Regions from separate parts of the Homo sapiens genome. Here regions 1 and 3 are each linked to region 2. The links are chromatin loops, found by intact Hi-C in ENCODE. Cell type or tissue: dorsolateral prefrontal cortex. All regions are shown on one strand. Links, peaks and the distances in the headings refer to the core of each region. The heading gives the core; the rest is flanking DNA.

Region 1 (10,294 bases), core at 1,193-9,192, 94 kb before region 2:
GGTCTGAGGAAGGCTGACTGGGTTCATGACAGACACACCACAAGGGGAGGCAAGGTCTCACCTCTCTAAAGTCAAAGACAACATAGCACGCCACGGGGTAAAATAGCAAATGCATAAGCAAGCAAGGATCGTGACCCAGGAAACTAATTAATCGATTCATCAAATGACAGGTTTTGAGGCATCTTCTAGAGAAATGAGATAAGGAGATTTGCCAAGATTGTGGAAGTTCTCAGAAGCAATGATGTCATCTCTCGGTGGAGGCTAATGAAGTGGAAAAGCATAGCAACCATCTTTCAGTACAGAGCTGCAGTGGTGAGTAGATATCAGAAATGCAACCAATGGTTGCTTGGCAATGGAATGGCTTCCAATTAGACAGTCAACACATGACAGAGTCTGCAGAATTAAACTTCATTTGGAGTTGAAAACTTAATGTTGAGTGAAAAGGCAATAGGTTAAGAGATTTGTGTATTGTATTTTAAACATAAAGACTCTTCCACAAATCCAAGTTAATAGAGAAGGCCCTTGGATTCAGATTGGACAGTGGTAGGAAATAGGGTTATTTCAAAGACCTTGCATATGGGAGAGGAATATGATGCCCACAGATGGCCATGGGTACTATATTCTTTATTCTTGGACAACGACTTACTTTTCCATTTTTTACATTTCAGCTTTGAGAAAGATCCCAGATGCAGGGCTGTGTGAAGTCAAGATGTTTCAAGTGTAACTGGATCCCAAAATGGGAACACAGTGGGAAGCATAAAATATCCCAGTATGGTGCCATCTTCTACAGTGTCCATGTTGGCTTCATGAACACCCCAGAGAAAGAAAGACAGCAACATGAAAACATAGAGTATGTTCTCAAAATGGACACTTGGAGAAATTTTCAGGCGTATGTTTATCAAATGCATTTGGTTTCTTAGGAAAGACAGGTTTAGTACAGATAATCCTGGAATCCCAGCATCCCTAAGATCTATTTAATTTTCGTTTGCATTGTTTGTGAATACAATGATCATATCAATCATCATTGTCAACCTCATCATCGTTATCATCATCAAAGTTATTCTCTGAGAAATAACTGAGAAAAAGCCAGAAATGCTGAATCTGCCTTATTTTTTTCTAGCAGGTAATTCTTTCATGGTTACTGGGCATCCCTTCTTTTCTGAATAAGAGAGTATCACTTAGCTGAAGGACAGAGCAGAGGGCAGCAGGCTGGCTCCCGAGCTACCTTAGGTTGTATGCCTCAGGCATGCCCCACTGTGCTGTCTAATTCTAGGGTACTTTGGGCTTTGAAAGAGGTTTCACTTTTCTATTTGGCAACAAATGTTTCATCTAAAAAAGTGTGAGGCTCACAGATAAGCATGATTTTACCACTGTCTACATTAACTGATTATGGGATATTGAACCTAATCAGTAAAGATAAGAAATATGACTAAGAAACAGTTTTCTTTCTTCCCACATTTAATGCGTTCCTCACTTTAATTTTGCATTCTCATCTGCTCTTCTCTAGCTCAATGTCTTGACTCTTTTCCACTCTTTTCTCTTTGCTGTGCTTTGATACTCCCTGCCCACATGACATTCCTGTTAGTCCTAGTGAAGAGGCTAAGTGGTTTTGACCCACGAATACTTACAGATGGTGCTGCAAACCCAGCTCTGAGGATGCAAAGGGTGCAGAAATGTCTCAATGTTGGGAGATAGCCCTGAAGTGTACAAATCCTAAGTATAGCTCCCTGCATGATGATAATGGACTCACTAATATCTATTTTCAGCAGCCCCACACTGCCTCTTCGGAATCTCTCCTGAGGGCTAAGTGCATGGATATTTCATTGACTGGCTTCATTTGTACTGCCTCAGCCCCACTGTATCTCCTACCAGCGCTAATAAAAAAATATGGCTCATTAGACAAGAAGTGGGCTCACTACTTCTTGTCTGGGTTAACTTTGTTCACCAAAGATAAACTTCATTTTTAAACTGAAGGTCTTCTGCCTGAAAACACAGCCATGTTTTGTGCTACATTCCAAAACAGGTGTTGGATAATTCAGTAATTAGTATGCACATCTAACTTCATGCAGCCTCTGTTGATCTCTCAATTATAGTTAGCTGGGTCCTCTGAAGTTTTCTGTAGTTAATTAGAGCATTATTGAACAGTTGGGATGGAGAGCCAAGCTCTGCAATCAGTTGACAGCTTGGTCCCATGAACTAAGCATTGGGCTGGTCCTTGACTGGGGAATGACAGTCTTCAGGGTGACCCAGTGCCAGAATGGGTTAGATTGTCTTTTGAATAACAGCTGGAGGGAGGCCTCTTTTATGAGCTGAGAATAATGGTCACATTCCTTATTCTGCCCCACTCTTGACAGGAAAATTCACATTCCAATGGTGATCAGTTTCAGAAATGTCTCCTCAGGGGAAAAAGGAAACTTTCAACATTCAAGAAAAAAGGATAATTGTTCTGAGCAGGCTCCAGAAAGTCAAAACCTAAGGTGAACACGTGAGTTAGTGCTCAGTCTCCCTATCTCATATGGTTTCACCTTGACTCCCCTCCCAGAAGAATTCAGGAAAAGCACAGGGGGACAGCAGGAAGGTGCATGAAGGGACCCACATGAGATGCACTGCACACCAAATTCTAGAAGGCAATTTGGAAATGATTGCTTCTGAATAATTGAGGTATCATGTCATCTGCAACATCCGAGTCTGACTGTCCAAAGCTCCTGATAATTGCCCAGGTTCCATTTTGAATGCAGCCCGTGAGTATTAGAGCAAGCATGCATTCATCACTTTAAGACCAAAAGACAAGCATGTCTTGTCAGTGGAACGGAGGGGAGATGCTTTGGGGACTGGAGGCTAAGAAGCAAGAAGCATTACTGATTATGGTCATGGTCAGCGTGCTTTCCAAGGAGAATTCTCCCCGCTGCCCAAATTTAGCTTCTGTGCTGTTCTTTTTCCAAATTTATGAAGTCAGAAGGGTCACTGCTCTCTCCTCAGCAAGTTGTGAGGCATGTTGTTCTGTAACCCACCCCTCACTGCAGGGATCTGGGCTGGCTTACTGAGTAGGTTTTCATTTCCCAGCCTCTCCTCTCTCCCACCCCCACCAACCAAGGGTCCCCAATGTGGCCAAGAATGTAAAGACAGCAGAATGACACACATGGCTGAAATAATGTTTAGATTTAACTAAATGTTGGAAATAGAATTGGTACAGTGAAAAGAAGGCTGCCTTTGGCAGGATCTCATCTCTACTCAACCGCTGAGTAACCAATGTAAGTATTACTTTTCTCCATCATATTAGAAAAATGAAGATAGGCGTAACCTTCAGAATCAGTTAAACATAGGTGAGGTCACCTGTCTCCCTGGGGATGGAATGAGACAGCACAGCACAGGAGAGAGGGGGTGGGAACAGGGGTCAGAAGGTAGAAGCTTGATTCCTATCTCTCCTCTTTGCTCAGTGAGTGGTCTTGGGCAAATCTTGTATTAATGTGGACATCAATTCCTTTAACCATAAACAGGAATCAATAGGACCTATGCTATACACCCACAGTATCAAGGGGAGGACTGAAAGTAAAAACTACTGTGTGAGAGTACTTTGGAATCTGCAAAGAGTGATATAAACAAACATACAGCACATACTGGAGTGAGGCAGGTGTGTGATCAAGTGGGCTGAATTGATTGCCAGGAAGCTTGGGAGAAAATTCTGAGAGTTTGGGACACTAGACAGCAGCCACAAAGGCTGACATCAGACAATTTACAATTCAGAGCTCTCTGGGGCCTAGAGGAGTCTTTGAAGTGAGGGAGCTCAGTTCAGCTCTTCTACCTCAATCCCACTCTGCTGTGCTGTGAATTTAAAGGGCCCGTGCCAGATTCTCACCAGGGCCCGTGCCAGATTCTTACCAGGCTGCCTACAAATCAGGGAAGAGCATAGGAGGGCGCAACAAAAGTTCTAGGACTTCTGTCTTGATCACCACCCCACACTGCTCTTTCCTTCATTAATCATTATTTATAAAGGCTAGACCAGAGGCCCTGAATCAGGCACTAGACTTTGCCAAGTCCCACTTATCTTAGAATGTGTTGCTAAGACCCTCACGAGGCCCTCCCATTCCAAGATGTATCATTTCAGGATTCCATGGTTCCCAATCAGAAGTTCATTAAAAAGATAGTAATTAGACCAGGTGACGCCGCTCGAGGTTTACTAAGTGTCCTTCAGCTCAATTCAATAAACATTGCAGACTGACCGTGGGCAAGACAACAGACCAGGCCCTAGAGCAGTAGCACTGACCCATTTCATTGTCGACAGTGATTAAAGGAGATGAAACCCATTTGTGAGTTTATGAATGTATACACACCTGGATTGCTGGTGCTGTTGTTTTCTCATGTTGATGTTCCTAACACTCCTATGGGGTGGGCAGGGAAGGCCTTATCATTCCCATTTTACAGAGTAATCCACAGTCCACGGAGATTAAGATCCCATACTTAGATAAATGGTGGAGCCAAGACTTACCCAAGGGGTGTGCCTGTGTTGTAACAGATTTACTGAAGTATGATTGCACACAATAAATAACGTCGTTAAAGTAGTATACAAGGTGAGGGGTTCTGCCGTGTGTACACTCATGAAACCATCACCACGATCAGGACTGCAAACACGTCCATCACCCCCACCAAAGTTTTCTCTTCCCCTTAGTGACCCCTCCCTTTTTCCCTCCCCCTCTTTATTCTCCCCCTGCCCCTCAAGTACCCAGGGATCTGCTTTTTGTCTTGAAAGACTAGTTTGCCTTTTTAAAAAATACTTCATATAAATAAAATCACATAATATGAACCTTTTGGCTGGCTTCTTTCACTTGGCATAATTACATTGACATTCGTCATCATTACTGCGTGATCAGTAGTCCATTCCTTTCTACTGCTGAGGAATATCCCATTGTGTGGAGGCACCATGATTTGTTTTGGTTTGATGTCCAATGATTTTTTAAAAATTGTTCTTCTTGGAAAAAAAAAGGAGAAGAAAAAAAGTCAATTCCCTCTTCTCCTCCCAGAACTCTAAATGATTACCACTCAAGTCTTGTTTCTCAAATATTTCCTGGTTAAATGGACAAATATATTACAGGCCACATCAGGGCTTCTATGCACAGCTTCGGGAAGAATCAGTTTCAGTACGTTTTATTGGAACCTGCACATTGAGACGACAGCTTCTTTGCTTGTAGACAAGGAGAACTCACAAAGGCATAAACAATAGAGAACTTTGGAAAAATTATGAGAGCAATTTAAGAGTGGATAATTAGATATCTTTTGCAGGGTGTTAGGGAAATTAAATTAGCTTTTTTTAAAAATCAAGGTTTGTGGGAATCACTTCATAAAAAATATCTCCGTGACTGATTATTTTTCTAACATTCTTCGCCTTTCTTCCTTGCATATCCAAGGAAGTGGCACTTTTAGCCCTTAGCTGTGGCAGCCAATCATAGCCTCTAATTGCATTCACTGCATAAATTGTCAGTGTCATGAATAATAAAATTAGTTTAAATAAACCCCCAGCCACAATCACAAATAACTATCTGGTGGAGGATCTTGTGTCCTTTCATTCTAGGGGGATGGGTCAGTGCAATCTCTGTAGTTAAATTCTTGAGTTAAAATGAAGATAAAATTATTGGGGAGGTGGGGATAGAGCTGAGGGGTGAAAGTGGGAGGAGAATGGTTTCTGGCTCCCGGCAGGTTCATGAAAGAGAAAGGGTCTTCTTCCTGAGCAGCCTTCCGAGAGTGCCTCATACCTAAGACAGTCAGCCCTGACCAGCAACAATAGCCGAGAAAGGGCTTGTACTGGCCATGCCAGAGTCTAGAGGGAAGAGCTTGGGGCTCAGAGACTGAGCAGTCCTGCGTGCTCCTGTGGTGGCCTAATGTGACCTATTATCCAGCAACTCCCATCTATTTCTGAAAACTCCACGTGCTGGTCTGGCACTCTAATTGTCCAATCTGCTGCTCAATTTTCAACAGGATCTCATCAAGCACTTTGCCATTTAATGGTGACCAAATCCCTCCAGTTTTCTGCTCCCTGGCTGTGGACAGAAGGCACCTGGAGGGGTGCTGTGGGAGTCCCGTGGCTGCACATCCTGGCAAAAGGAGTTCATTTCGATGGCCAAGCAGCTTCTATCAGCTTTTCTCTTTCTTTACAGGCCCTGCCCAAATACTCTGCCTTCTGTAGACTCTACTGAAGCCACTAGGGTGAGTGAGAGAGTAGACGACTGCAAACATGAGCGTCCCCCAGTCCCAGCACCACAGCGGCCTGCCTGTGCCCAGCGCTGCCCCAGCATCCTCCCAACCACTGTCCTCAGCATTGTTTCAATAGGAGTCACATGATTTTCCAAAACACAATCCCTTCTTTCAACCTGAGCCTCAGCTCCCTGATATGTTAATTCCCAGGCTGATTCCAGTGCTGTTGGTCCCCCGCTTGGTTCATTACATTTCTGAGCCCACTCTGCTGCCTTTATTTAATGAGGTTTATTGTTTGTGCTTAGTAATTTTCAAAGGCCCATCACCCTCTTTGAGTTTGCCCTTAGATCTTCAGCCTGCCAAAGAGGTGGGCTTTTGAAGCTACCTTTATTAATTCAGTACCTAGCTTCTGCATTTAATGGCACATGGGTTTGAAGTGTACATAAGCCACAGTGGAAACATCTGAGAAGCGTCCCAAGATACTGCAAATTATAAAGGGTGATTAGGAAATAGCATGGCTCTCTATCTTCTCATGCCTTAGAACTTTATTCCTTATATCAAAAAGATCCTGGGATATCAAAATATCACTGTCTGACTCTGATAATGACTTCCCAGAGTTTCAGACATTGGTGGAAAAAAGATATAATTTTAATTATCAGCAGCTCCACTTAAAAAAATCTTCAGCTATTGTAAAGGGCAAGGAGCTGGAAGGAAAGGCAGAAGAGGAGGCAAGAGGTGAGCCCATGTCCTACTAAATGCCTGCAAAGTGGCTGTCTTTGAGAGCGCTCCACAGTCCCTGCCATGGATGGATTCCTTGGAAAGAGATGCACAGGGTGCTCCGACTGTTAGTCTGTCCTGCTATCACTATCACTGTCAGGGAGCAAACGGCAGAAGCCAGTCTCAGGGAAGCCAGTGGCCTGACAGTTAAGGCAAATGCACAGACTTCAGAAATCACACCAAAGCAGCTTGGCTTCTAAGATGCAGCCCTGACCGGCTGACTCAAAGGAAGTTGGCTGGCAGGTTCTGCGATCCCTGGAGATGGGCAGGGCTGGGGTCAGACTCCGGTGACAGCAGCAGTGGACACAATCCAGGACTTCCCAGTGAGGTCTGTCTTTTCTTTGAAAGGGACAGAGGAGTGTGGTCCTTGGGACATCTAGCCCAGGGAAAGAAATCTTGCCCAAGAATACATATGAATATCTGCAAAAACAAAGTTGGGGTTTGATATCTTTCAGGAAGCCTAGGAATTCTAGGCCACTGCCAGCATTGGGAATGGTTGGCTCCCTTCCCCTTCCTTCCATGCCCAGCTGGAGACAGAATGCTGGACTCTGGGTGCCTGAATTCTGATCCTGGCTCTATCAGTGTCTCTGTGCACCAGAGAGAGGCCACTTAGCCTCCCTTGGCCTCAATGGCTTCTTGGTGATCTTCCAATAATTTTTAGCAGTAGAAGCTTTCCTTTCCTAATTGAAATTTTACAGGGAACAATATTTAAAATAGCTAAGAGGGGCTGCCATGCCTGAGGGTGGTCCCTGCCTGCTCTGTTTTCTTCATCCCCTTCGTACCCTCCTGCTCAGCAGAAGCTGAGGGACTCCAGGGGACCCCAGCCCTCCTCAGGACCCACCGTGGAAGCAGAACTCCCAACTGTCTTTCTCACTGCTTGTGGTTTGTAAGTTTTATGACTCGATTTTAATCTGTACCATTTAGGATATGCTCAGGAGGGGCCCTGGGAGAGGCACAAGTGGCAGCTTTTTTTTCTTGAAAAATCAGCTATTATTTATCCTTAAGGAAGAAAAAAAGCAACCCTGAGAAAATGATTTTCTTTTCACAGCCTTATTACAAATGCTGAGCACAGCTAGAAGTAAGGCCTGGCTCTGTGCACGTGTGTGTGCATGTGCACGTGTGTATGTATTATGTGTGTGTGTTTCCGGTGGGCAGGTGTGGCTGGAGGCATGACCCCTTTTCTCTGGTTGATTTCATCTCCAGTAGCCAAGTAGAAACTACAGCATGACCTGACTTCTATGCCCCCAGCACTATGGCCATGACAGCCTCCAGATAGGAGAAGGGTCTGGCTTCATTGACATTTCCACGGTAGTGCATACAGCCCTCGAGACCTACTCAAGAGAGGACAAAAGAGAGGCTCGGGTAGAGCTTATCTAGTGGATGAACCTGCTCCTAGACACAGAGCACTGCCTGGCATCCCTGCTGCAGAATCGGGCTAGGATAGGGCTGAGTATTCTAATTGCCTGTGGGATAGGATTTCACTATATCCCTGCACAGCTGTTTTCATGCTGTGGTTGGATTTTGACGCTGTCGTAATTTCCCCCGTTGTTTGATATTCTCGCATTTACATTAAAGAAGTACAGGAGAAGAACAGTGTTCTTGGGAGAAGATTTCAGCATTTAGGATTCATACAAATAAATGCATGGACTGCCCACGCTTCCCTCACATCCGTCAAACAACTCAGTTAAAAACACCTTTTCAAAAGGCTCTTCTATAATTTTACTTCTTTTAAAAATAGTGATGGGGTTATGTCTGATGCCCCGGAACGTCCGTCATGCATTGATTTTATCCAGTTCAGTGCCAGGCAGCAATTAGCAAAGGTAACACTAATTAGGTTTTACAATGTAATATGTGTCCTTCTAAACTTAAGTCATAGCATTTTAAGCTTCTAATGATTGCAAGGTCATTTTGCTATTCTTCATAATAGCAGGGATGCTAATGAGTGCATTTGGTATGCGTGGGGATGCCCCTGTTTCCTCCTGGGGCTTATCAGCATTTACTGGGGACACTTTACTTAATTTGTTGCCGAGCTCATGACCTAAACGGAAACATTGAACCGGCCACCTGAAGGTCTAGAAGTTTTAGACTGTGGAATCAGCGCTGTGGAAGGCCCGGCTACCCGGGTTACCGTGAGCTGATCATTTGTTTTCCTCTGGACTTAGAAGCTCCGCATCCACCCTGTCCAATCTCCTTAGCTGGCCAATCTCCCTCTCCCACGTCTGAATGCACTTAAATTTGCTCCTTCCTGCTAAGAAAAATGTTATCCTATTAAACGATGCGTGTTATAAATACCTTAACATTCATAGTTTCATGTTTTAATCTTGCTGCTAGCATATTCTGGGCATGCTTACTGGAATCAGTTTTCTATTTCTTAGATTGTAAGTTCTCAGGAGGCAGATTAAAAACTCATAAGATGGTCTCTGTAAAATGTCTTTCCCAGAGCCGCGTGTGACTTGGTATTTCATGTGGGTTTTAGATGTGGCTGTAGATAATGAGATGGCGGGTATGACAGTGTTGAGATTCAAGCAGCTTCAGCAGGCTCTCCCCCAGTGCAGCTGGAAAACATGACAAAATACATTTCCACTGTTGACACGTCCACCTCGTCCTGTTGGGGTGGCCCCCCAGGGTGGTGTGGGTTTGAGAGACATTGTTGGGGCTCAGACTTCCTGCCTTCCTCTTAAGGAAAAATAAGGAAGTGATGAATTGAGGGGAATACACGCAAAGTAGAGAAAGCTAGGGTTGTCTTAATTTCATTTATTTGCTGGGTAAGTTTCTACTCACTTGAAGCTATAGTCCAGGCATTGTGTTAGGTGTAGGGGTGTCGTGGTGAGCAAGACAGGTATCATCCCTGCCTCCAGAGCTTACAGCCCAGGCTGGGGAGTCCACAGTAGGCAGCAAATGCTTTGAGTGATTCTTATTTCAAATCGTGTTAAGTGCTGGGCATGGTGCCTCATGCTTATGACCCTAACAGTTTGGGAGGCCAAGGTGGGCAGATCCCTTGAGCCCAGGAGTTCGAGACCAGCCTGGGCAACATAATGAGACCTCATCTCAAAAAAAAAAAAAAAAAAAAAAAAAAAAGGAAAAGAAAGAAAGAAAGAAAGAAAGAAAGAAGCTAGGTATGGTGTCACATACACCTGTAGTCTCAGCTACTCAGGAGGCTGAGGTGAAATCCCTGGAGCCCAAGGGGTCAAGGCTTCAGTGAGCCATGATTATGCCACTGAACTCCAGCCTGGGCAACAGAGAGAGACCCTGTCTCAAAATCAATCAATTGATCAATCGTGTTAAGTATAATAAAGAGGCTCCAGATGCTATGAAGGAATAGTGGGCCTGA
Region 2 (10,294 bases), core at 1,455-9,454:
GCCTTCCAACCAGTGTCTGGAGAGCTGAAGTTGTCAACCCTGGCTGGAACTGGCTCCTGTGCCTGATGTATGGTTGATATTTTGGATCAGGAAAGAGCATCAATTTCCTGTGTACCACACAGTCAGAGGCATCCCTGTCTCCTTTTTCTTGGTGTCCTCACTCAGTTTCTGGGCACGACATGTCCCACTCTCCATTGAGTGGATTTCTGTAGTACGACTCTGCTGCCAGTCTACTGACAGCCTCCTTCTCCAGCACGGCAGCCCACCAAAAGTGCCTCCTTCCAAGCCTGTGGCCACAAGCCCCAGGGATAATGGTCAGCACATTGTGGCGTTGGATTTTTCTGCTACTTAAATTTATGATGATGCAGGGCATGCAGGTAATCAATTATGCGATTCTTTCAGGGTTGCTTCTGCCCTTCCTCTTCTCCAACATTTTCTTTGAAAGGTGACCCTGCTCCACTTCCTCTACCAACATTCTTCCTGTGTCAGATCTGTCCTCCCCTGTGGTGGGCGTGTTCTTCACCTTCCCTTCAAACTTTAGCCAATTAGGTTTCCTCCATTCTTATGTGTGGAACCTCTGGAATGAACCTGCATTCTTTTCTTTGTTAACCCAACCCCTGGCAGCAATTATGTCCTAAAGGAAAGTCCCCTGGTAACCTCAAACAGGTTGCTCCCTCTATCATCCAATATATTCTTGTGTTTACGTGCCCTGGCCAGAAAGCTTTTTGGCTTCCAGGTCTATGCCCAGTGCATTCAGCCACTGATGCTCCTTGGTTCTGGCCACGCCCAGCTCCGTGTGGGTCCCTGAGTGGTCTACGTTCTCCCATGCTTCCCAGGCTTTAGCACCTGCTACTCCCTCTTCTCCTCATCCCGCTCTCTGCCCATTTTCTTAGCTAATGTCCACTCTGCCCTGGAGCTTTGCTTCATGGTGGGAGTTTCTCTGAGCTCTGTTCCCCCAAGGTGGGCTAGGCAACCCTAGTGTCTGCTCCCACAGGAGCTACCATATGTGGATGTCCCCTGGGTCCCTACCTCTCTGCACCCGGGATGCTTATTCTCTTACCTGGCTTCCCTGTTATGCCCTGTGTCCCTGAATACATTGAGGTACACCTGCCTTTCTGAAAGTTTGGCAGGTTTCCCAGTGTGTACTGAGAAAACAACAAGGGTTGCCAGAAATGGGAAACATAATTTCAAGGGGGAGAATGGCAAATGTACAACTCTCCAACAAAACTGAACTCCCAAACACAGTGAAAAGCGCAAACTCTCAGACAAACAGCTATTAAGGACATAGAGTCCGAATTCACCCGGAACAAAAGACCCGTCTATAACCATTATTTATCACTCAGCAAACACTCTCTTTTTGTTCCATTGTCAATGCTCCACAGACCACATCTGCCTTTGGGCAGAGGGGAAAGAGAGAAAGGGAGAGAGAAATGAATAGAAATGAGAGTATGAGTTTCATTTTATTTATTTATTTTACATATAAATCAGCTAATCGGTTTAACATTCATATTAAAGTTGTAATCACCTTTGCATACATTAAAATACAAACTAGCACAAGTAATAGGCCTTAAGAACAACATTACAATAGCTATTAACATATAACAGCTACCTTATCAACTTACAACATCCCTATAAAATAATAACTGCATCCAGGATTGATTTGCGGGAAATTCATTCTCCCAGAGCACTGAAGCCTGACTCGAAGTCTGGGGAAGGTGAGAGTCTGGTTGTTCTTTGGCTGACGCAGAGAGGTGGCTCTTGGGGAGTGAAGGACACCAGAGGCGGAGATAGAGGCTTGAGCTTTCGTTTTGGCTCTATTATCCACTAGAGAGATGACCTGGGGAAAATGTCTTAACCTCACTAAGACTCAGTTTCCTCGTCAGCAAAATAGAAATAAGGGTGTTTCCTTCATAGTGTTTCTGTGAAAACTTAAATGAAATCATAGGAGAGGACCTGGCCTTTGTAGCAGATGCTTAAGAAACGTCAGCATCTTTTCAAGAAAACCAGGTGCTCTTAGAGGGTGCAAGGGCTGGACCAGAAGGATGCTACTTAGAACATAATATGGTATCTTTCCCATTCATTCATTTGCTCACTCATTAAACATTTGTTGAGCACTGTCAGAGATGATATGAAAAATTTTAAAACATTAGAGTTTCTCTCCTTATAGGACTTACCATTGAGTTGGGAAAATATCAAGTCAAGAACAAGCTGGACAGAACTGAACACATGAAAGGATAGAATATACACATTATGTCGGCAGAGAAGAAAGGGCAGAGTGACTGTGAGTGGGAAACAGGAAATCACTACACAGAGAGGTAACCTTTGAGCCAAGCCTTGAAATATGAAGCGTATTTCAGTAAATGATGAGGAAAAGGATATTTTAAGCTAAGGGAACAGCATAAGCAAGGATACAAAGGCATGGCATATCCAGGGAAAATCAAATATTCTTTTTCTGGTGGAAGCTTGAAGAGCAAGGAGGGATGGAGAGGAAGATGCTGGAAAGAGAGATGGTGCCAGACAGAATGAATTGATAGAACAAATGCAAGTATCTACAGATTGTAGGGGACCTTCAAAGCTGGGTAAGGATGGAGGTGTCAGATACCAAGTGAAGGTATTGGGGCTTTGTTTTACAGGCAAAGGGTAGCCAGTGGGCTTGCTGAGAAGGGGAGGAGTAAATTGTGTACCCTATGAAGATACAAGTGGTAATGAATGACAATGGTGAAGGGTGACTGTGAGAAAAAAAATCGAGGAACTTGATAGGGTGCTATAATAGTTTTGGAGAACATGAGTAGGGCAATGGAAGGAAAAATGGAAAGGCAGTATAGATCCATGTGAAAGGCAATAGAGATTAAAACGTGTCATGACAAGAGAACTAATTGGTTATGGGAGATGAGAAAGAGGCTGGTGACTTGGCATCCACACTAAGTGCTGGGAATATAGGATGCTCTTTACGGAGATTAGGACCCCAATTGGGGAGAAAATAATGAGTTTAGTTTTTAGAATGTTGTTTTAAAAGTGATACTGGGCTACATGTGAGAGCATCACCGATCAGGAAAATCAACAACTCACAAATATATTTTCATTGTTACTCTCAGAATTAGCCACCAGAATGGGTGCTAGGAGTGTGAACGTGGAAAGAACCAAGATTCAGTTAGGACACAATAAAATAATTTTGAGATCACTTAGAAATTTTCATCCTCAGTACTTAGCAATGAGAGATGGTATACTTAGATCTCTGTACCGTGGACTATCATTATTCAATTTAAATTGCTACAAAGTACTATTCTTACATGATTGGCCTGAAAGCCTTGATGCTGAGTTCTAGATATTTGAAGCCTAATACCACAAACGTACCTCTCTGGACAAACTGTCACCTGGATTTTTAGACAAAAGAAGGAAAGCATGGCCCGTTGGACCACAGCAAGACCTTCTTATTTTTGCAAGCTATTCTATTTTATTTGTTCTTAGTGTTCAGCCTGGGACCTAGGCAGGCTACAGATGTTACTGCTGATGGCTGCAGTGACCAGTATCAAGTGATTTCTTATGAGACCCTGAAGAAGGAGGCTGATGGCCATTGGGCCCACTGACAGCATATTGCCTAATCGCCATTATTCTGGAGGAAAATGCTCAGGAGGTGTTATATGTGGTGTAGCTTAGGATTCCAGGCAGAAGACAGTCCAGTACCTTCCTAAGTCACTAAGGAAGAGCTAAACACATGGTCCCTGTTTCACTGAAATGAGATCTGCCTCTACCACCCGACTCTATGAAGCAAAGGCAAGGAGGTATTTCTTAATCTGAGAAGACATCTTGCCTTTTATGGCACTGTTAAAACCACACATTTGGGTGTCGGAGGAGGTCTCAGCCACACATGCTCAGGGGGCTTTTATCAATGCACCCCCATCCTTGGAGTAGGTTCCTGAGCTTGGTGCCTGGGGAACTGGGGAAGGCCCCCGTTTCTACCAAAGAGGGCCTCTCTCCAAGGTGCCTCCCAGCTCTAGGCCTGAGGTTTCTGTTGACAGTGCCTGGAGGAGCCATCTGAGCTTCTGTAGCACACACTCCCTTGCTTGGGGGCTCTGCTGGGATGACAGCCTTTAAACACCTCATTAATATTCAAATCTATTCAAGTCATTTCAATTTGAATTCTATGCATATTATCAGATAGAACAAATGCAAATATATACAAATTCATCCATATGAAGAAATAAATAGGGGAAGCTCTGCATAATGGGATTATAATCATTCTCAGGCTTGTCTCTTTCTTTTAATTCCCCAGAGCCCAGAGATCCAGACCCAGCCTCAATGCTCCCACCTGCAACTGTTTAACAGCAACTAAACCTTTCCTGGACACAGGTTCCTCAAGGGCTGAACATTTGAGAAACCTATTATCATTATCAACCTATTATCAACAAAGATGTTATCATTGTCTACTGGTTGCTTCTCTCTCTGGGCTTGTTAAGGTAGAGCTGTCAGAGACTTGTAAGGTGGGTGTGGGCAAGGGGTTGGACTCAGAGACCCATCTGTAGGCTCAGGGGCTGGCCCTAGCCTGGGCACATTGGCCTTCAGGCCTAACAGCCTCAAGTCTTCTATGGAGTCTTGATGCATCTGGTGGGAAGACACTGGGGAGGGGACTAAGTTCCCTAATTTCTTAAATCTTCTCAAACCTGAGGGAGACTTCATAAAGCCTTTAAAGTACATTAACTGAACTTCAACACCTGGGCAACAATGAGTGGCATCTAATGTTATAATCGTATCTCTCCTTTGCAGCAAGACACCTAAGTTGATCCTGGAGCTGCCACTTCTCCTTTACTTCCACGTACTGTTTCTACCCATTCCCCCAGCCCAACACCTCCAGGCGTGACTCTTTTCTAGCCAGATCCTCAGCCAAATGCTAGAAACACAATGCTGTAAGCAGACAAGGAGGGAAAAATCAAAGTGCAGGCAGTAAGCCTCCTACCCTGCAGCAAATCATACATGGACAAACGCAGGGTCCATTCATCCTTTCTTTCACACTGTTGTTGTTGCTCATCTCTATTTCATCTCAACTACTCCAAAGACAGGAGGAGGCCAAGGTCTATAGTATTTTAAAGGAGAGTTCTCATACTCTAGACTAATAAAGCCAAAGTAAATTGCTGTTAAGAATCATTTAGTGAGGTTTAACTACAGCATCTAATAGATGTGCCTGCTAATCTCTCCCCCATGGGACCCAATGATAGTTGCATCTAGTAGTAACTCCATTGATTATGTAAGCGTAATTTGTGCCAAGTCATAGTATGATATTATAATAACCATTTTGTACTAAGCACCTATTATTTGATAATCCCCATAGATATACATGGGGAAGGTCATTTTTTCTAACTTATAAGTAGTGAGGCTACTTGTAGGTACAATATTATAATAACCATTTTGTACTAAGCACCTATTATTTGATAATCCCAATAGATACACACGGGGGAAGGTCATTTTCTCTAACTTACAAGTAGTGAGGCTGAGGCACAGATTTCTTACACAGAGAGGTAGGATAGGAAAGCCTATATTTTCTTCTGAAAGGGAGGGCTCATCTAACGTCTGCCTTTGGTTCTTGCGGTAGACAGAATAATGGCCGCCAAAGATGCCCATGTCCTAATCCCTTTACAGGACAAAAGGGATTTTGCAGATGTAATTAAGTTAAGGTCTTGAGAGAGAGAGATTTTCCTAAATTACCCTCTGTGGTCTGATATAATCACTTGGTTCCTTATGAGAAAGAAGCAGGTGGATCAGAGTCAGTAGTAGGTGAGGTGAAGATGGAAGCAAGAGGTTGGAGTGAAGGGAGGAAGGGGCCACGAGCCAAGGAGTGTAGGCACTCTGCCTCTAGAAGCCAGAAAAGGCCAAGAAATTGATTTTCCCTATAGCCTCCAGAAAGAAACAGCCCTGCAGCACCTGGATGCCAGCCCGTGAGATCCATTCTAGACCTCTGACCTCCAGAAGCTAAGATAGTACATTTGTGTTGTTTTAAGCCACTACGTCTGTGGTAACATGTTAACAGCAGCACTGGGAAACAAATACACTCCATACATAGCCTTTCTCAACTGAGATTCCTCCTCTGAACCAGAGAACCCCGAGAATAATATGATTAACTATTTTTACTTCTCCCAAAAGTAGTACATATCTAGTATCATTTTAGATGCATAGGAAATAATTTAATTCATTGCATGTAATGGATGCCTTTTATGGTATTAGAGGTTAATTCTCCCCATGAGCCCCACTGAGAAAACTTGCACGCCCAGAAAGCCACATGGCACCTTGTCTTGAAAAGAGACTGAGGATGCTAACCAGATCTATTCTGACCTTGGGCAGCAGCTCAGCACATCTGGAGACACTGACCCAGAGGAAGGCAAGTACCTCACCTCTGAATAGTGCCCTTCATAGAGTTTCAAAGCCCTCACAAAAAGGTATTCTCTCTGGAGATTCACAACAACTTCATGAGTCAAGGAGGAGAAAAAGGCTCCTTCCCTCTTCCATACCAAGGCCATGCACCAGGCAAGTGACAGAGCCTGTAGCCTGTCTAGCCTCTGCTCTAGGGCTTGTGTCACATGCTTGGAGGATGAGGAGTTGTGATGAGTGCTCTATGCCTTCAAGCAGGTCTTCCTTGATTGACAGGGGGGCAGACGGACACTTCATGGCAGATGCAGTGCAGGGGGGTCACAGCCTATGGACCCAGTAAAAGGTTGCCCTGGGAAAAGCTTCCAGGCCATTCTCACTGGCTGCTGCCAGGTGCTAAGTCCTTACTATAATGGAGTTATTATGTTCTCTTTGTTATGCCTCATTTACAAGAGAGGGCCTCAGTCAAGAGCAGTTTTCCCCTAGCCTCTGCACAGAGACCCTTGTGCCATAGTTGGAATCAACCACCACTTTTTACCAGGAACTTTGTCCAAGCTCCCCGCACAAATTGCTCTCCTGCCTCTCAATGAAGTATTCACTCCACCAAGCTCCATGTGAGCCCGCAGGAAGTGCCCCCAGGAGCTTCCTCTGCCAAGAACCCTCTAAGCACATACTCTTCGGGGGCAGGAACCCAGGGAGGAGACCTGGAGGAGGGAAATGGAAGAACCCTGGGCTTGGATTTGAACTCCTGGGTTTTCATTTTAACTTTCCCACCCACTACCTGTATGACTTTAGAGAGGCCACTTAAAATAACCTGGCCTTATTTTCCTTACTTTTTAAAGGCAGGATAAGAGTTGATTCAGGGAGGAAGACCATAATTAATGTGAAAGTGTTCTGGAACTATGAAATACTATACACATGCAAGGAAGGATTAAATTATTATCACCTTTTCCCCAAGGAGGACTCGGTGCTCATAGGTACTCGAGTTGTACAAGGCAATAATAATGATAAATAGAGCACGTTCTCTGATGAAACACTTTCATGGGTTTGCAAGTGAAATGCTGGGCACGGAAAGGTAGGAGTTGTCCAGAATCCCTGACACATTATGCTCTTTTCCCATGTAAGAAATACTGATTGTATCTGACTCTGCGCCCAAGTCCAACAAAGCCACTGCACGGTAGATGGAGGTGAGAAGGACCCAGCCCTGGCCGCCAGGAAGCTCACAATATGGAAGGGAAGGCGGACCAGAAACACTCCATGTGGATAAATCATAGTAAGAGCCACAAAAGGCTTCCTGGGGCGCTGTGGAATAAGGAAGGAAGGGCATTTAAATTAGATTGTGGGGAGAGAGGTCAAGGAAACTTCCACCAGGAGGCAAAAGGAGCTGAGTCTTTAGGGTAGAAGTTATCTAGACTAACCTGGGGGAGAGGAGACGGCCACTCCAGAGGGACAGGAGGCACGAGGGAGCAGAGCACATTCGGACAATGTCAGCGGCTCCGTGTGTTGGAGTAAAGGGGCATATGAGAGGGTGGGGAGACTTTCATTCTGAGACTCTTTGTCCTGAAGGTGTCGGGATGCTGTCAAAGGAACGTACACCCATGAGAAGATAGCGAACTCTGTGCAAAGCTGATGATTTGGTTATTGTCACAGCGGAGCTACTGACATAGTTCAATGATGAAAGGAAACTTCAAAACCTTGAGTATAAGGCATGTGCCTTCATGACCCCCCTACTGGATGGGAGAGAGTTAAAGCTGTTGTTTCTGGACACTATATAGCCTAGTGATCTCCTGAAGCCTAAAATGAGTATCTCACAAACACGCCAGCTCACTTAGTCTTTCTGTTTCTCTGTCTCTCCTCTCTGGCCTGTACAATCCACCACCTGTGCCTTTCCCCCTTCCTCTACCATCACTACAGTACTCAGCCACCTGGGGATGCACACAGGGTGTACACGGCATCCACTGTGGGATGAGGGGGCCTTTAAATCTGTGGCTGGCTCCCCCCAAGCCCCTCTTGGTTGCTGGGTTCATCAGCTCATGCATTTGGTTTCCCATTGGTGAGTTGGGTTGAAAAAAGAGGCCCAGATGCCTAGTGATGAGAACATTTTTTTTTATGAATTGAAAAATAAAATGACAATAAGCAGCTAGCAGATCCCAGTTCACAATGAAGTGAATATCAATACTTGTGGTTGTATTGACCTTGAATATTTTTTTAAAAATACAGAGCAAGAATTCTCGGGGTGCATTATTATATACATTCTGAATCTCTTCACTGTACAAAACAGAAAATCTATCCTTTATGGACAAGAGCATCTCTGGTGTACAGCATTGACTTTAAAATCAACTTTCTAAAGTGCAGGTAGAAGAAAATCTATGGCTACTCTTAGAGACATTCTTCCCTGTCAACATAGATTATGACATTGCTTCCCTGGGTTCCACTGGGGTGGGACAGGGAGGAAAGCCCTGCTGAAAGGAAGCACTCTTGATTTCTTTCCAGTTGTGAGAGGAAGGCAATGATGTCAGTGACGGATTGGCATAGCTGCTGTGTTCCACATCATAGGTATGACCTTATCGTAAGTTTGGCTTCTTATGCCCAGGACAGATCCCGATTCCTGATGTAACATGAAAACATGAGAGGCAGCTCCCACGAGTCACCTTAAATTCTCTGGTTAGAAAGTGACTTTCGACTCCCTTGTAGACTTACTATCAGCAGTGTCCACATGGAGGTGAAAATGAGGGGACACCATAAGGAAGCAAGACTCAGCCTTGATGGCACCTGTGCTCCAAGCTGAGCAGGCCTCAGGAGCAGCTGGTGGGCTCGGTATAACACAGGCTGCTGGTCAAAACCCTTCTGATGTAGAAGGTCTGGACTGGGGTCCAAAAATGGGGATTTCTAACAATCTCCAAGTTGACCTGCAGACCACACTTGAAGAACCACGGTGATAGAGAATCTACGAACTCAGATAACCCAGGAACCATAGAAAGACCCTAATACTTCCTTGATATGTGAGATAATTACCTGTCAGGAACACGCAAAGGGAGTCTACACCTAGAATTAAGGGGATACACTGACCCACAAAGATTCCTTTTCCATTGCAATTGTGAGTGAGCAAATCTAGCAGAGTCTATAGTACGCATAAAGTCAACAATGAACAAGACTAAGACAATTTAACTAAAAAATACAACCGTCTATGTATTTTCAAACTTTCCTTGGCATGAATACAATGGCATGGATCTTAGAATATCTGTTGATAATAAGAGTGAAAGGTAGATTTCCTGTTATTTTCACAGACAAACAGGAGAGGTAAGTGTTCAGATTTTCTGGTTGGTATGTCTTGATTCTGACCAGTTCCAGTATTCAGCTGTTTTCACCTGTAAAGTATGGATTTCTCTCTGCAAAAACCTCTGTCCCAATCTGATGAAGAGAACACCCAAAACAAAGCTCATGCCCAGAGAAAGGAGCATTGATATGGATTTGGAACCCAGGCATCAGCTGCCAAGGCTCTGTTGATATGACGGCATGTCCCACTGAAGTAAAAAGAAGGCATTTGAAGTATTCTATGCAGAGATCTATCTTCCTTGCATTCCTCCTCTGTATTGCTCTGATTCGATCTAAAGGAGCTTTGAAAACGTCAAAGAACTTTCATGTTTTGCTAGTTTATCATAAGTGTCTATCTTAAACCAATATTACAATTTTAAGCATGGCCTGGGTAGACATGTGCCATCTTCTAAAATGATTTCTGACACAAGGTAAGTTGTACCAGCCGAGACCAAAGTGAAAAGAATCATAGGCTCTATGACACTCAGGCTCTCCTACATTCTAAGAGTCTTTTTATTTCCCCCTAATAACCATTATTAATCATTTCAGAAACACGTAATCTCCTGATATTTTTACTATTCTAGACTTGACAGAAAAGGAGGGTTTTGAAGTTCTGGAAAGT
Region 3 (10,294 bases), core at 1,465-9,464, 170 kb before region 2:
TATTTCTGAAACTGGTTTTTGGTTGGGGAGGAGGAGGAAGTAAGTATATGAGTAAATATCTCTTGGCAAAAGCATTTTAGTGGAAAGAGAAAGGAGCTATGAAATATACCTCCCTGCTTTAATTTGTCACTTCTTTTTGTTTAAAAAATTCATGAGTGTTCGTAGGCTGAAAGTAACTGAAAATCATAGATCACAACCTTTTTTCCAAGCAGTGGCTCACAACCTGAGAATGTTCAGATCCCTAACAGTGGATAAACTATGTTGGGTGCAGGCTTCAGGATTTCCTTAGGTTTTCAAAGGCACCACTGATACAAAAAAGGTCAAGACTCACACTCTTGTGACTTGTTCCACAATTTTTGGCTAGGGGTTAAGATCAGAGGGTGGATGAGGTCGGCTCCACAATCATTTTGGTTGTGGGAAAGGGTTATGAGGAGATTAAGATTCAGAAAAGTTGGCTTATCATTTAAGGAGCACAGTTCATAGGGTCTGAGGAGTTTTAGCAGGTGTGTGGTAACCTGCAATGTTTTCGTAGGTGTGTGGTAACCTGCAATGAAGGAGTTATATGTGTGTGCATGTATGTATTCATACATTAATGTATTAAGGTAACATCTTTGTATTCAGATTAATCCCTTCATAAATTAATACATGAAACAATGCAGTGATGACAAGTGTTCTAAAAACTATAGAGGACTTGTTTATGAAATTAGGGCTCATACTGAAGGTCAGGAGAAGGGCTGCCATTCATCAGTCAGCATTGATATGGAGAGGGAAAGGAGATTACCCTATTACAAGTCATACTGGGTGGAGGAGATTTAATTACTCAGATGCTCTTATGCTCCTCAAAGGTCCTAGTGCACCTCTTTAGACAGTTTCCCACACAAGCCTCAGCCCATCTCATCTGGTTTTGTTCTGAACCCCAAGGTTCAGTCAGGTGCGCTGTCCCATCACAGGAAAAGAAACCTTGAGCTGATTGCAGACTGTCTCTAGGTTGTCATCCATTAATTAATGAATAAATTAAACAAGGCTTTTCCACTCTATCATCTTGTCACCTGAAGAACATTTATTTTCAGGGTGATTGCTAAACTCCACAGTACAAAGTATGTAATAGATATTACGTTTTTATTTACTACTATGTATGTAAATGAAAGAAAGAAAAGGGAAGGACAGGGAGAGGGAGGAAGAGAAGCAAGGAAGAAAAACCAAGGGAGGAGGGAATTCTTGATAGTCTCTGTCTTTCACGGTTTTCCTGCTCAGCTTATTCATCCAAGTTCCCACTCAGCCCCCAGCAGACCAGAGAGTCAAACCCAACCCAGTGGGCCTGGGCAGGTGCCGTGCCATCCCCTCCACCTTCTCCGTGCGGCCTCTCCCTTGGCTGTCCTCTGAATGTGCCTGTGCCCCCAAATCCTCCCTTCAATGACATCAACAAATTTAAAAAATCCACACCAAATCTGTCACCTGTCAAATTAAATGCCTGAATAGTCACCAGCCTGGCAGTTGTACAAACATCCAGACCTTGAATCCCAATTTGAGTTTAAACTGCAAAAAGACACAAAGAGAGGCTGGGGACTGAATAAGATGAAAGGCCAGCTCAGATCTTCAGGGAAAGCTATTGTCTTGATTTTTCAGCCTTGATGAGCCTCATGGAGGTAATAAAACCATGAATAACATTCTCCCTCATGTGCTCACAACAACAATATGACTACTAATAGTGAGGCTAATAAAAAGGACATATTGCCTTCAAATGCCATCCTTTGCCTCTCATTGTCCCTAATAGCCTTGGGGCCCTGGGCTAGCAGTCATCTTCTCCTACAGATCTCTATCTGTAAACTAGGTGGGTTGGCAGGAGAATTAGTCCTCTTCAGTCCTAAGATTCTATAATTCCATGACAGGGAGCTCAAAAAGTTTGAGTAATTATAGAAGTCCTTCCTGCAGCTAGATATGGCAGTTTCATGTAGTAGTTACTGTCACAGGTTTTTCAGTGATACTCCCTGAGTTGAACTCCTAGTTGGACCATGTGTTGGCTGTGTCTCCAACTCCTAACCTATCAGTTAGGGATAATACGAGCATTACTAGGTAAGGATTGGATATTAACCATGTTGTATATTTATTTATTTATTATACTTTAAGTTCTGGGATACATGTGTAGAACGTGCAGATTTGTTACATAGGTATACATGTGCCATGGTGGTTTGCTGCACCCATCAACCCATCATCTAGGTTTTAAGCCCCACATGCATTAGGTATTTGTCCTAATGCTCTCCTCCCCTTGCCCCCCACCCCCAACAGGCTCCAGTGTGTGATGTTTACCTCTCTGTGTCCATGTATTCTCATTGTTCAATTCCCACTTATGAGTGAGAACATGTGGTGTTTGGCTTTCTGTTCCTGTGTTAGTTTGCTGAGAATGATGGTTTCCAGTTTCATCCATGTCCCTGCAAAGGACATGAATTCACTCTTTTTTATGACTGCATAGAATTCCATGGCACATATGTGCCACATGACCACGCTGTACTCTTCAAAGGGGATGAAACTGAGACCCTGCAAGGATAACTATCTTTTTCCAAGTTCCCAAGCAGGTTTGGGAGTAGGACGTGGTCTGGGAAGGGAGGTAGGCTGACTGCCCCAGGCCCCACCTCCTGCTAACATTTTATTTTCTCTGACTCCCACTGATAAAATCCTATACTTCTAACAAAGAAATGTCATCTGAAATTTTACAATGGAGCACAGGAAATTGCCAGGTCACTAAGGTGAATTATGGGCACATTTCCATGTGGTGGGAAAGATGACAGGAGAAAGGACAAACCTGGGGAATGAAACTCTGCCATGTACACATGTTCTAACCTGTATTTTGGCTTCTAGTGGTTGAGACCTCATTAGCTATGTGTTTAACCATTCATGTCTAACTATTCAAATTTAAAAATCTGTTTCAATATAAAAATATAAAAAGTCACCCCAAATCTCCCAGTGATATGTGCACCACGGTAGGGAACACAGGTTTCGTGCATTCATAGACACACGGAACCTCATGCAGGTACCCAATTATGCTGTGCCCTTCCCCATCTCCATGCCTTTAAACTTGTCACAGTTCCTGCCTGGAGTGCTTTTCCCCTTACCATTCACCTGGATTTTGAAAAATCGTCCTTTAACCCATTTCTAGGAGGCTTCTGAGATTCTTCTACATGTCTACTCTGATGTGGTTGGAGAGTCCTTTAATGGGTGCTGCTGATGGCTATCGCTGATGTAGTGTTTACCCACTACCAGGCACTCTGTTAGGCACTTTACATATATTGTCTCAAATAATAGTCCTCATAGGAAGGTGACGAAAGGAAGCTCAAGTTGTGTGACTAATATGCCCAAGGCCATGGGCTGCAACCTTTTTATCTGTATCCCTCAGTGCCTGGCATGGTGTTATTTTTCCCAAATGCACATTTGTGTGAGGCTCAGCACTGGATAAATGGGGAAAGAATGAATGTCTGAACTAGTGTGGATTAGGAGGAAGGTGAGCAAAGATGTTGCACTGCAAGTGGTAGATGCTCTCCAGGCCAGCTGCAGGACTGCAGATACTGACCTGGGGTTGAGGAGCAATTGTATGTAGTTTGGAGAATAGGGCCCTCATCTTGAGGCTGGGAGCATAAAGGAAAGAGGGATCCATGGAGTAAGAGGTCCCTTCAGGGGAGTCATTAGCAAAAGAGAATACTTATTTGAAAATTAAATGTCTTCACTTCTTTTCCAGGAGGCTCCATGACCTGTTTTTGGCAAGCTACAATGGGGGTGCAGCTTTCAAGGAGTCATTTCAGCAATTTAGTCCTTGCTCCAGGGCTAACTCCCCCTCCCCTGCCCAATGTGGTGGGAGGGCTCTGCTAAGATGTAGAGCAGTTATTAAGGCCTTAAGATAAAGGCAGTTTTTCATGGGGTCTGTTTTTTTCCCAGTGACCTCCTGAGGCAGCAGACTCCACAGGCTTACTGCAGGGCTATACAAAAAGGTATTTTATGTCCTTAGCCTTATAAATCAATTTTAATTGTAACAACAGAAACATCAGCAGCAAAATGGAGCCAAATGGGCGGGGGCCTTTTTCTGCGCTTTTTAACCATCTCAGATTAAATGCTGAATTGTATTTTGGGGTCTGAGTTTTGTCATGCAAACGAAGAAAAACAACTTGCTTTCCAATTTCCACATGCATATATAGAATGAATTGTTGAGACGGAGAATATATTTTGCCATCTCAGTGCTTCTAGAAAAGATAAGGGGCTCTTGTAAAAAGTTCTACAATTTGTCAGCTGGCAGCTTATTAAATACCCAAAACAAATGTTTATATAGCATGAGAAGGCCACTGTCAAGGTCGGGAGGTTCCAGAATGGACTGATTCTGCTTTATTCATAACTGTTTGAAAAATCTCTTGTTCTTTTCTTTCCCCCAAAAAACAAATGCAACTATTCTGTTTTCTTTGCCTTAGGAAAAAAAACAGGCAAGGAGCCAGCCCTTGTGTACAGGCCTCTAATAATAAACCCGCAAGCATGGCTAGTTGTTCAGCAGTCATGAGCAACCCTACAATAACAGAGTCTCACAACATGGAGGCTTTGGCTTCAGCAAAACCTTCATTAAGGGGTGGCAGAGCAGAGGAGGGTCACCCAGTCATGAAAACAAGCTCTGACTCACATGCCCTAGGAGCAAATGAAATTGGGCAGGAGTCTGAAGAGAAGATGGAATCTCCTCCGTGCTCTAGGAGGTGCGTTATAAAGCCATAGGTCTTGTTAATAAGAGGGACCCCAATTCAATCCAATGACCATTTATTTAGGTGCATACTAAGTACAATGTATGTTGGGTGACACAGAAGACAGACAAGGAACTGACCGTGCCCCCCAAGGATATTAGAATCTGAAAGGGAGATAGGGTAGACAGGTACTTAAGTAACTGCAGTGCCATGTAGAATAATAAGGGTTATAAGTAATAGCAAATGCAAAGAAGGGAGAGGCAACAAGAACAAATTAAATATTCTCATTCCTTTGTCTTTAGACCAGTAACTTTATTTGAGAGCTTTGTTTAACTAATTAATTAATTCAATCGCTGTATGCTAACTGGAGAGGTTAGAGGACTCACAGAAGTCACTAGCTGCTTAGAGGTTAGGGGCACAGTGCCTAAGGCCCCGCCCTGTACAGGGCTTTGCTATCATCCCTGCCTCTAGAGAAGAGATTTGCCCTCTCCAAGATCTACATGGCCAGTTAAGGTGGGATTACAGACAAAACCCTCCTGATACTGTCTCCTGTCTCCTTGCATCTCCCTCCTTCCCTTCCCCACTCAATCTCCAGAATCTTTTCTCACATCCAGTTAACTTGAGATGGTCTGAATTTTGGCAAACGAGGTTGTCCTGGGGCTCTGGGGGTCTAGGTGTGAAAAAGTTATCTCTCTGTGATGACATGTCATTCGCCTCAGCTTGTTTCATGGCTCGAAATAGATGTCTCTCATTCTTAATGATGGCCCAATTTGGTTTGGGAAAGGCAGCGTGTTGAGTCACTGACCACTCAGGGCACTGGAGCAGCAAAGTGAAGGATGATGGGGAGGGGGAGTGCTGTCATCCCCTTGCTCACACTGGACTAAGAGCATATAGTTCACATCTTCTGTAAGCTTGGAAAGTTATCATTTGAAAGTTGTTGCTCTAGAGTGCCTTGACAATCTAACAATACAAAATAAATCTTCTATTCACACCTCTCCAGCAAGCCAGGATCCCAGGAATATGCAGCAACAGCGGAAATCAGTGATAAGCTCCCTGTTATGTTGTCAAAACTTACAGCAGCTTCACACTGCCCTGATTACCATATATTAGCTTTCTGCAGACACACAAGGACTTGCTGGGAGGCCTTTCTTCTGGTCAGCACTTTAAAAATATTTTATGTAAACCCCCAAGTCCCTTTGGATCCTTCCAGAATCTCGGATTTCCACATGTTTCCAAGCTCTAACATGCTCCTCTCGTTAGGTTAAGTAGCTTGCAAACACCCCGTAAATGGGAGTATGGAACCGCAAGGAAAGACAATAAGGCCAGAGATCATCTCTGTGCTCAGGCCCTACACCTGAGCATCCCTAGCATTTTAGAGGCTGCTTGCAGCCAGAGGTCTTTACATTGAAGAGGGAAATTGCTTCCCAAGGAAAGGCGCAGAAATGGCTTATAAAATGGGCATCTGTTTGGAGGAGTAATGGGAAGAGATGAAGACCTCATGGACTACTGAGTCTGAAACACCAAATCGATCAGGGAGGCCGAGCAACAGAGAGCAGTTTCCAGCTGTGGTTGCAGTTCTGACTGAAACCCTGAGAATATGATGGCTGTTCTGGAGGTTGTCTTAAGCCCCTCAAGCCCGGGCTCTCTCCCTGACAGCTGTGGGTGTGTGTGTGCACACTGGAGTGTGTGCAGGGAGGAGGTGGTACGTTAATGAGCCTTGCAGCCGGTCTGACAAACCCCATCTGCTTCGTTCTCTTGGCCACCCAAGCTGTCTGCCTTCCCTGGCTACACCCATGGGCACCTGGTGGCCCTGCTGAGGGCCAAATAGGAGTGTTGACATCCCCTTCTAAGCTCCCGCAGCAGCCAGGCTCTTAAGCAGCCAGCTAGCAACTCCATGTGTTGTTACCCCACCTGACAGTTCACAATTCTGTCTTTCCTCCTGCTGAGAATTCTTCTGTTTTCCAGGAGGTGTCCCTAGTACCCTTCCCACCCGCTTTCATCCTCTTTCTTCAGAGAGAACTTTGACCCAGAACCGAGTGACTGTTATGGAGCTACGAGGTCCTTGTCTGAATTCTCCGTGTGGTTGCTGGCCTGTAAGCTCCAAGAGGGTAGGGGGCTGTGTCTGAATTTTGGTTAATTGCTGCATCCCTAGAACCCTGAAAAGTGTCTAGCACATAGAGTATTCTCATAGCTGTTGACAAACTGGACAGATACATGAGTAATGAATAGGAACCTGTGCATTGGACGGGGACGGTGCCAGCTACAGCTGACCCTTCCCTCACAGCATGCAACGTTAGCAATGAACTTCTTTTTTTTCTTTTTCTTTTTTGAGATGGAGTTTTGCTCTTGTCACCCAGGCTGGTGTGGAATGGCATGATCTCAGCTCATTGCAACCTCTGCCTCCTAGGTTCAAGAGATTACTCTGCTTCAGCCTCCCAAGTAGCGGGGATTACCGGCGCCTGCTACCATGCCCAGCTAATTTTTGTACCTTTAGTAGAGATGGGGTTGCACTATATTGGCCAGGCTAGTCTCAAACTCCTGAACTCGGGTGATCCACCCGCCTTGGCCTCATAAAGTGCTGGGATTACAGGTGTGAGCCACTGTGCCTGGCCAGCAATGAACTTCTAAGAGAAATCAGATCAAGCCCTCAAACATTAATTTACAGTCAAGAGACAATCTCTGAATTCAGCCCTCCCCGTCCCCCAGCACTGGTATTGACATACTGCAGACCTTCTATTGTTGGTGGCAAATATGAGCAGGTTAAGGCACTTTTCGGGATTAGAGAATCTTCAAACTCAATATGCATAAGAACAATTTATCCTGATGACCAGATATAATAGATTCTGTTCATTAAGGAAACTGCTTGCCATTTGCTACTATTTAACCCATTCTTTCTATTGTGATCATAAGAAGAAGAAGGCCAAAGGATCATTAATTTCCTTACTTTGGAACTTTGGGGTCCTTAGGATAGCGCTGTGTATATGGCAGGCACTCATTACTATTGTTTTGTAGATGTGGCTGGTGATAATAATGAGAAGGACTGGGGGAAAACGAAGTATGCTCTCCAGGCTAACCGTTGGTGGTTTAGGCAGACGGAACTCCTCTCAGGATTTATTCAGATTCAGTGACAGCACTTCTTGAACTCTGACACCACTCCACAATTAATATTGTCCACTGAACAGAATGGTGAACCCTGAGCATCTTTCCCATGAAAGGCAAGACAGATGCACACGAGTCAGTTCTGCCACTCCAGTACTCCGCACGGTGTCTGGCACACAGTAGGCACTTCACAAATGCTAACAACAATTTGACAACTAGATTGCAAGCTGTAGATTTCAGATGCAAGGCAATGGTTAGTAACTAGATTTTCTTAGTCCGCCCTGACTTTGGGCCTTTGTCCATACAGCACCACACTGGGCGTCAGGGTCCTTTTGTTGGGATGAGTGGCTCTGTCACTCTTTCACTGAGACCAAGGCTCAGGCAATCAAGCAATGCATTTCAATCAACTTCTACAATGATCCAATTTCTGGGTCTGGCTCTGTTTCTCTATTTCCCAGTTACTTGCCCAAGAACATGGCTCCATCTAAAGGAAGTGGCCTACGGGAATCTGCGCACCTCTGCTGTGACCGGGAAGCTGGGCTCTCATTGGAGGTTGTTGGGCTGCAGTTCACGGCCCAGGTGAGACCACACTGCAGAACATAATGTGCAGATCAAGGCAATGATGCCTGTTTCTCCATTTCATTAGCCACAGCTCACTATGTGTCAAGTCTTGTTTTCTCCAGTTTAGACTCAGAAACTGACTTCCATCATTGAAATAGGGCTCGTGTCTCCTTGTAGTAACTGCAAGGCTTTAGGGAGGTAGAAAAAATTTAGTGAAAATAATTCAGCAACTCGTTTGAGCTGAAAATAACTTGATTCAAGGACTGTGCCTTCAGATACTTGGGAGGCATGAAGATGAAGGCATTTGCAGTCTTGTTTTCCTTTGTGACTGGGGCATTAATAAGGCTTTGGGATTCACTTCAAAATCATTAAAAACATGTTCACTAGTCCAAAGCACCTCTCCCACCTGTGTATGAAACAAATGAATTGGTGGGACCTTGGATCCTCGTAGTTTGCTGCTCCTGGGGTAGTCCCTCACTAAGCTCCTTATCACACATTTGCACTGCCAAGATGATATTTTTGGTTAAAAAGTTATAAATATTCTGGACCAAAATATTACCTTGAGATTTTGTCCACCTGACATCCACTTCATTGAGTGGGAATTCTGCCCAAAGAATTACTGAAGAATGAATTCCCCTGTTTATTTAGAGCTTGATATCTTCATAACCATTTTGACTAACATTAACCATTTAGTCATTAGGACCCAGGAGCACAGATAATTGGTATTGAGGTTCACATATGTGGTGAATTTCAAGCAAAGAGGTCTCAAATATGAATAAGTGAATAGTGCCCTTAAAGCTTCTTATTCAGAATCTACAAAGTGATGAAACAAAGGCAAAAAAAAAAAAGGTGGGATCCCCGAAACTAGAAAAACCCTAGAAGAAAATCTAGGCAATACCATTCAGAACATAGGCACATGCAAGGGTTTCATGATGAAAACGCCAAAAGCAATTGCAACAAAAGCAAAAATTGACAAATGGGGTCTAATTAAACTCAAGAGCTTCTGTACAGCGAAAGAAACTATCATCAGAGTAAACAGACAACCTGCAGAATGGGAGAAAATTTTTGCAGTCTATTCAACTGACAAAGGTCTAATATCCAGAGTCTACAAGGAACTTAAATTTACAAGAAAAAAAAACCCGGTTAAAAAGTTGGCAAAGGACATGAACAGACACTTCTCAAAAGAAGACATACATGTGGCCAACAAATATATGAAAAAAAGCTTAACATCACTGATCATTAGATAAATGCAAATAAAAACCACAATGACATACCATCTCATGCCAGGCAGAATGGCTTTTTTTTTAAAATTAAAAAGTCAAAAAGCAACAGATGCTGGCGAGGTTATGGAGAAAAAGGAATGCTTTTACACTGTTGGTGGGAGTGTAAATTAGTTCAACCATTGTGTAAATTAGTTCAACCATTGTGGTCTCAAAGACCTACAGTCAGAAACACCATTTGACCCAGCAATCCCATTACTGGATATATACCCAAAGGAATATAAATCATTGTATTATAAAGATACATGCACTACATATGTTCATTGCAGCATTATTCACAATAGCAAAGACATGGAATCTACCTAAATGCCCATCAATGATAGACTGGATAAAGAAAATGTGATACATATACACCATGGAATACTATGCAGCCATAAAAAGGAATGAGATCATGTCCTTTGCAGGGACATGGATGGAGCTGGAAGCCATTATCCTCAGTAAACTAACACAGGAACAGAAAACCAAACACTGCATGTTCTCACTTCTAAGTAGGAGCTGAACAGTGAGAACACGTGGACACAGGGAGGGGAACAACACACACTGGGACCTGATGGGGGTGTGGGTTGGGGGAGGGAGAGCACTAGGAAGAATAGCTAATGGATGCTGGGCTTAATACCTGGGTGATGGTGGTGGGTTCATCGGTGC

The links. A loop is a pair of places that touch in the nucleus more often than their neighbours do. Peaks named below come from ENCODE experiments on the same cell type or tissue, not always from the same donor. Only the 100,000 strongest peaks of a DNase experiment are listed, where the experiment ranks them.
Region 1: it touches region 2 in a loop (3-fold over the local background); 5 of 110 quality-filtered maps call a loop at or near these places.
Region 3: a loop joins it to region 2, with 4 times the contacts of the local background. A loop is called at or near these places in 4 of 110 quality-filtered maps.

Annotation. Positions count from the first base shown.
Region 1 is chr11:126,884,530-126,894,823 of GRCh38, forward strand. All of the region lies in intron 1 of KIRREL3 (kirre like nephrin family adhesion molecule 3), which reads right to left. It overlaps LOC105369559 (a long non-coding RNA gene), which reads right to left. Exons shown (of 5, transcript XR_948149.3): 3 at 9,256-9,518; 4 at 4,803-7,383. Among named protein-coding and RNA genes, the nearest start is that of KIRREL3-AS2, 51 kb to the right of the region's middle. In dorsolateral prefrontal cortex, for the core only: CTCF peaks have their summits at 6,183 and 6,383; a DNase peak (open chromatin) is centred at 6,262; H3K27ac peaks cover 3,967 bases.
Region 2 is chr11:126,977,799-126,988,092 of GRCh38, forward strand. The region is part of intron 1 of KIRREL3 (kirre like nephrin family adhesion molecule 3); the gene reads right to left. Among named protein-coding and RNA genes, the nearest start is that of MIR3167, 5.6 kb to the right of the region's middle. In dorsolateral prefrontal cortex, for the core only: no CTCF peak of the experiment used is centred there; no DNase peak of the experiment used is centred there; H3K4me3 peaks cover 339 bases; H3K27ac peaks cover 5,660 bases.
Region 3 is chr11:126,804,566-126,814,859 of GRCh38, forward strand. All of the region lies in intron 1 of KIRREL3 (kirre like nephrin family adhesion molecule 3), which reads right to left. Among named protein-coding and RNA genes, the nearest start is that of KIRREL3-AS2, 130 kb to the right of the region's middle. In dorsolateral prefrontal cortex, for the core only: no CTCF peak of the experiment used is centred there; a DNase peak (open chromatin) is centred at 4,515; H3K27ac peaks cover 2,448 bases.